Linked DNA regions of Mus musculus: region 2 is linked to region 1. The links are chromatin contacts, found by POLR2A ChIA-PET in ENCODE. All regions are on one chromosome and are shown on one strand. Each heading gives the region's core, a stretch centred on a gene start or an enhancer-like site at or near the end of the contact. The rest is flanking DNA. Distances are from core to core; before and after follow the strand shown.

Region 1 (2,937 bases), core at 187-2,686:
GTTTTTGTTTGAGGAGTTATTCCTGTGGCTTAGTGATGGGGGCACTCTAAGAAGCATGCTCTTTGGTGATTTCGTCTTCTGGTAGACATCGTACACTCACTTAAACCTATGTGCTCCAGGTCACTCACTTTATGTCCTTTTTGATGCAATCAGGAGTCATGGTCCACAACGGTAGAGAGGACTTGTTGGTATCAGCATCATCACAAACGCTGTAGATCTGTCTTGCACTGTCACACTGAAAGAGCTATGACAGCTACGACACCACTAAGTGATACAGATTTTTCAGCTCCATTATAATCTCTGGCACCATCTTCATAGTCCCTGGTTGACTGAAAAATGGAGGGGCCAGGAAATGCTGGTGCACACCTTTAATTCCAGCACTTGGGAAGCAGATTGCTGGTTTCAAGCCCAGCATAATCTGCAGGGTGAGTTCTAGAACACCCAGGGTTACAACGAGAAACCCTGTCTGAAAAAAAGAAAAGAAAAACAACAAAACTGGTGAATCAGTGTGCTCACAAATGTTAGTCTTCCTTCATTAGTAACAAATGACAGCTGTACTGGACTTTGTTACAAGGTACCTGTTCTGACCTGTTGAACTGCAATTAGGGAATCCCAGAAAACAGAAGTCAGATTAGCATAAGTGGGTATCATAGTGACTGAGGCTAATTGCATATCTTGGTTCAGTAAGGGGCATTTATCAAGTCAAAATTTGGTTTGAACAAGCAATCTTACAACACACACTGGTTATGTACCTACAGTATGCCAAGTACTGTGTACACATAGGAACACAAGGACACAGCATTTGTTAGGAATGCAGTAATGTTACCAGGACCACATGCTAATCAATGCGAGCCTGCTACAGAGGACAGTTCTTGATAAGTAGTCTTAGCTCCATTTTCCTGGAAGCTTTCAGCTATTGGCATGCCCTTTAACTCCATAGCGAGTTCCCACTCCTCATTCCAGTGAATATCTTCAGCACTCCTTGTACACCTTTAAGGAATTTGATGTTTTGATTGTTAAAGCAAAGATTCCCCCTCGCCATACCCTCCAAACATCTACTCGCTGATACCGGTTTTTTTCTCTCTGGAAGCTCCAAACACACACAGAGAGTGCTGCTTCTGCTCCCAAGACACAGTGCATTGAGGAGTTGGGTCCTAAGGAACAGTGAAGTAAGGTGAACGTTTTCCACGACCCTCGAGAACCCCTAGATCTTCCACGCAGCCCTGGGGAGAATGTTGTTTCCGAGGCTACCGCCACTCTCCCAACTTGCGGTCTGGGTCTCCAAAGTCTGTTTGCTTGTAAAACCCTGAGCGATGGCTACACCAAATACCAAACCTTGGACAGGAACCAAACGGTCACTTCCCCGCCCTCCCAGCACAGTATGCAAATTCGAGCACCAGGAAGTAGCTGGGACCTCTCGGCCGAGCCCAGCGACAGCCAGTTCCTCTCCCACCGAGCCGGGCCTGGGCGCCTCCCGGCCAACGTTCTGCAGCTAATAGGTTGCTGCAGGCCGGGCACTGTTCCCCGAGCAGTGTGCCCGCAAGTCCCGGTCACGCGTCCTAAGACACCGGCCCGCAGCTGCTTCCCAGGCGGGCCCCGCAGGGCTATCCCGTCGCGTGAACAGCTTTTAACCGAAGTCACCGTGGAGTTCCGCCGCCCCGAAACTTCCACCACGAGCGAGTAAGTCCGGGGCTTGAGCGCAGGGTGGGTGCGTAGGGTGGACCGGGCAGGGACCGGGGCTGGGTCAGAGACCGGATCACAGGTCGCTTTCTTGGCTTGGGACTCCGGGTTTCGGTGCAGCCACGGCGCCCGCAGCAGAGGTCGCGCACTGCTTCTTGGTGGCGCTCGCGCTGGCCCCGGGTGGCGAGAGCATCTAGACTCCTTCAGCCTTGGGAGACTGTGACTCGCCGGGGCGATCGAGCGGGGACGCGGGGGCGGCGACTCCGCAGGTGTCCGCAGCGGAGCGGCGCGGAGGCGTGGTGGGCAGTGCGCACAGGGTGGGCGCCCCTGGGTCCTTGGCGTCAAGTCTCTCCCATGCCCCTCTCCAGCTTCTCTTGCCTGGCAGAGAGAAGTGGCCTGAGTCCACTCCGAAAGGGAGCGCGGTGGGGATTCCAGAGGGAGTCATCTGGGATCCAGTATTTAGTGTCCAGATCGGACCTTGAGTCCCCAGGGATGAGAAGGGGGGTTTGAACCCAGCCCCTCTCTAAGGTTGGCTGACAGCTGAGGTCCCTGTTGACTCGAGGCAAGGTGGTGACGTCGAACGGCTGCCACAGAGGCTGTAGCTTGACCTCCCGCGTAGCTCGACTTCTGTCAGCCCGCAGAGGAGTAGTCCAACGCCTTGGCCAAGAGGAAGCTAGAGTTATTTTAAGAATTCAGGGATGCCTTTCCTTCTGAATGGGGGAAGGGTGTGTGCGACAGTTCCCACTTGCCTGCCTTATCTTGGCTGACTATAGTGACTTCCCTATGCTGTTGGTGTAGTGTTTTTTGTTTTTTGTTTTTTTTCCCAATAGTCCCCGCTACTTGGGGTGCTTGTGGTTGTCTCTTTATTTATTGGAGTACCGGTGTTTTTGTTAATTATGCTAATCCGCCCAACTTCTTTGCTGTTCAGAATCCAGGTGGGAATCTAGGCCCTGCATTCTCTCAGTGACTGCGAATTATTGAAGTTCCCGGTTTGGGTTTCCGCCTGATTGACTATGAACCTACTTCATAGGTTTAGTACACTGAAGGTCCTTGAACATTATATGAATATAATGTTATATGAAAGTTACTTGGTACAACTGATCATCTATAAAATCGGAGGCCTTTGGTGGTTGGCAGTTTGGCGATTTTTAAACCCGAGACCACATGTCTGAGTGAGCTAGCTGACTTGAAAATCTATCTAATAAAACACCTGAAACGTGTGCTGTGCTGCCTCAGAGGTTCCTGGGATTCCCCCAG
Region 2 (2,937 bases), core at 180-2,679, 160 kb after region 1:
CCCTGCAGGAAACCTAACGTCTCTTTTTCACCTGACCAATCTGTTAGCACACCTTCATTTTTAAAAGCAGTTTAATGCTTCAGTACTTGCTCAGTGGTTAAGGAACCTGTTCTCTCCGAGGATGCAGGTTGGGTTTCCAGCACCTACATGGTGGTTCAAAGAACATCTGACACCCCTGTGACACACACATTTACACTCATAAACATGAATTAAAAAAAAAAAACCTGAACAAAAGCCAGCAAAATTTGACCATTAAGACGATTTATTCAGTTGTCTTAGGCATCTGCAATGGTGACTTCAACCTCAACTCCCGGCTCAATACTGATGGAAGTAATCTGCTTAACAATCTCAGAAGGACTATGTAAATCAATGAGTCGCTTGTGGATCCTCATCTGGAATCGATCCCAGGTCTTGGAACCTTCACCACAAGGTGTTTTTCTGGTAGTGATTCTCAAAGTCTGCAATAAAACAAAATTAGTCCATTTCTGAACCATTTTCTCTGTATGTTAACAGGTTTCAGCAACCTTTACTAGAGAGTTTTGGAGTTTGCTTTAAGAAAGGTATCATACTCAATCGCCACCAGACATTTGGCCCCTAATAACTTGTATTCTTAGGAATGTAAATTTAATCTCTGAATTTATTTGGCAATCAAACTCTGACCTTCCCCCTCCCCACCAGTCTACCAGTACTCGAGTCTACCTGTCCCTTACCTTGGTAGGCATGCGCACCGGTCCTTTCACTTTCAGATTCTTTTCCTTGGCGCCTCTGATCAAGTCCGCACAAACTGCGGGTTAAGAAAGCATGGTCTTTCAGTTAACTCAGAATGACTCGAGGCGTTTTAAACAAGTTCGCCTATCGGCTCAGAATAGCGTATAAGAAATATCACTATAACTCAATACGGTTGGTATCTCCTCATCGCCGACCGCGCCCCAGCGATCACCAAGCCACCCCGAGCATCGTACTGACCCTTCTCCAGCGACTTCACGTTGCGGCTGGTGAGCGTGATTCGAATTCGGTGAATCGCCACTTCGGGCTCCACGGGCGTCTTTCCGGTATCTTTAAATGCCTGTTATCACCCAGGCGGGAAAAACAAACAGCGACCCGTAAGTGGAGGCCCACTCCTACACAACCGCCATGAGGACCCTCTCCCGGGCCCTCGCCGCGGCGGGAGCCCTCTCCCGGGCTCTGCGCTCCCGGCGCCCCAGCAAGTCGAGCCCCGCCGACGCCCCAGGCCGCGTGGCGACGCCCCCCACCTCACCATGGCTGAGGCGCGGCTTCCTGACCGACTTGTTCCTCAGCAGGAGCGAACAGCGGTGAGTCAGGACGGAGCAGGCTGGCCGAGCTCCGTAGCGCGCACCGCCGGGGCTCAGAAAGGAGGGGCCGGACGGCGCCGGGCGCTTATAAAGCACGTGCGCATCCGGGTGCTTTGTGACCCGGAACAGGAACCGCCCCGCCCGCGAAGAGGTCGCCGTGGGGGAGGCCGGGCTGCGTCCCCGCCTAGTTGGCGGGAAAGGCGAGGACGCGCGCGCGCCCTCTGGCCTCTCGGCGGAGTCCCTGTCCTGACTCGGAGGACAGACGAAGCTGGAGCGGAGAAAACTCATGCCAGGTGCTCTCTGCACAAGCACCTACGGTCTTTACAGTGCGAAATATGCTTCGCATGCATACTCGATCAGCTTGCTTTTGTCTGACAAGGGAAGAGTTGTTTTGAGGTTAGCTGACACGGACCTTGGGGAAGAATGATCGTGACAGGGCATTTATTTACTTGGTGCTGAAGACAGAAGTCAGGGCTTAGCAGGAAAACGCACTCCATCCATGAGCTGACACCCTGAGTTCAATCTTGTGAATCCTTGTAGAAGGAGATAGTGGTTTTCGGAAACTTGTCTTCTGACGAGAGCTGTGGCACCCCCCCCACACACACACACACCCCACCTCCCCCCCACCCCCCATTAATTACTAAGCTTATATTCTAAAAATTATTCGGAAACTGCTTTTCGGAGCTGAAATGCCCTTTTGTGATATTTTGGCTTTGGGCTTCCAGGAATATTGGAAACGTCTATATCTGCTGGAAACCCAGGTTTAGCTTCAGTTAGTTCAATTAAGTGAAGGCAGAACTCTAGTCCCAGTGCTCTGTGGGGTCACAGGGCATTGTACCTGCAGCCTGGCCTGGAACCCATCTACCCAGTTTTAATATTCTCTTCTCTATGTTGCGATGGAGCTCCGTTCTGCTATGTTATGATGGCTGAGACCTCCGGGGACTCCTTAGAACGGAGCAGTTGTTCATAATAAAATTAGTGTCTGCGTACAGCAGAAAGAAAGCCAAATGTCCTCAGGTCAAATGTCCTAGGACGCAGAGGATGGTGCAGATTAATCTACACTACCCACTGCGCAAGGTCAAATAGAATGTAAGCCTGGAGGTGGGTTACAGACAACACAGGAGGAAATAACATTATTTTGTAGGTGAAAGTTACTTGCTCCGAGTTGCCAAACCCAGAGCACTGATTCCCCTCCAAGGAGAACTCCCTAAGCCATGTTCTTCTGAGCTTTGGGAGCGCCAGCACCGATTCACTTGCTTGGTCGGGATTCGACCTAACTAGGAACTGGCTTTCTGACTCACAGTGTACATGAAGTTTTGCTGTCATTGAACAATTAGGTAAGTGTTAAAGTTAGGGGAGTTTTCGAGTTCAATTATTTTTAAATATAATCCATTGACCTCTTAGACTACTAGTAGACTTAACATCAGAAAAAAGTCTAACTTTGTTTTTCTTTTCCTTTCTTGACTATTTGTTTTGTTCTGCTTTGTTTTTGTGTGAGGTAGAGTTCCTTTGTGTAGCCCTGGCTGTTCTGAAATTATTCTGTAGACCAGGCTGGCCTGCACCCTGAGATCTACCTGCCTCTGCCTCTGCCTCTGCCTCCTGAGTGTCTGCTTTTTTTTTTTTT

What was found. ChIA-PET counts read pairs that join two places held with the same protein, here RNA polymerase II (POLR2A).
Region 2: POLR2A ChIA-PET joins it to region 1 with 19 read pairs in Patski. The contact joins the promoter of Rps20 here to the promoter of Lyn in region 1. POLR2A ChIA-PET finds 5 or more read pairs at or near these places in 4 of 5 experiments (Patski and embryonic stem cell).

Annotation. Positions count from the first base shown.
Region 1 is chr4:3,676,685-3,679,621 of GRCm38, forward strand. It overlaps Lyn (LYN proto-oncogene, Src family tyrosine kinase), which reads left to right and starts at 1,437. Exons shown (of 13, transcript NM_001111096.1): 1 at 1,437-1,680. It overlaps Gm42250 (a long non-coding RNA gene), which reads right to left and starts at 1,424. Exons shown (of 5, transcript XR_881076.3): 1 at 129-1,424.
Region 2 is chr4:3,834,226-3,837,162 of GRCm38, forward strand. Rps20 (ribosomal protein S20) reads right to left here and starts at 1,430. Exons shown (of 4, transcript NM_026147.6): 1 at 1,259-1,430; 2 at 967-1,066; 3 at 711-784; 4 at 1-458. The coding sequence starts at 1,261. The coding sequence ends at 276. It overlaps Gm32823 (a long non-coding RNA gene), which reads left to right and starts at 1,424. Exons shown (of 5, transcript XR_881078.2): 1 at 1,424-1,709; 2 at 2,458-2,650. It overlaps LOC115490074 (a small nucleolar RNA gene), which reads right to left and starts at 921; the gene lies at 854-921.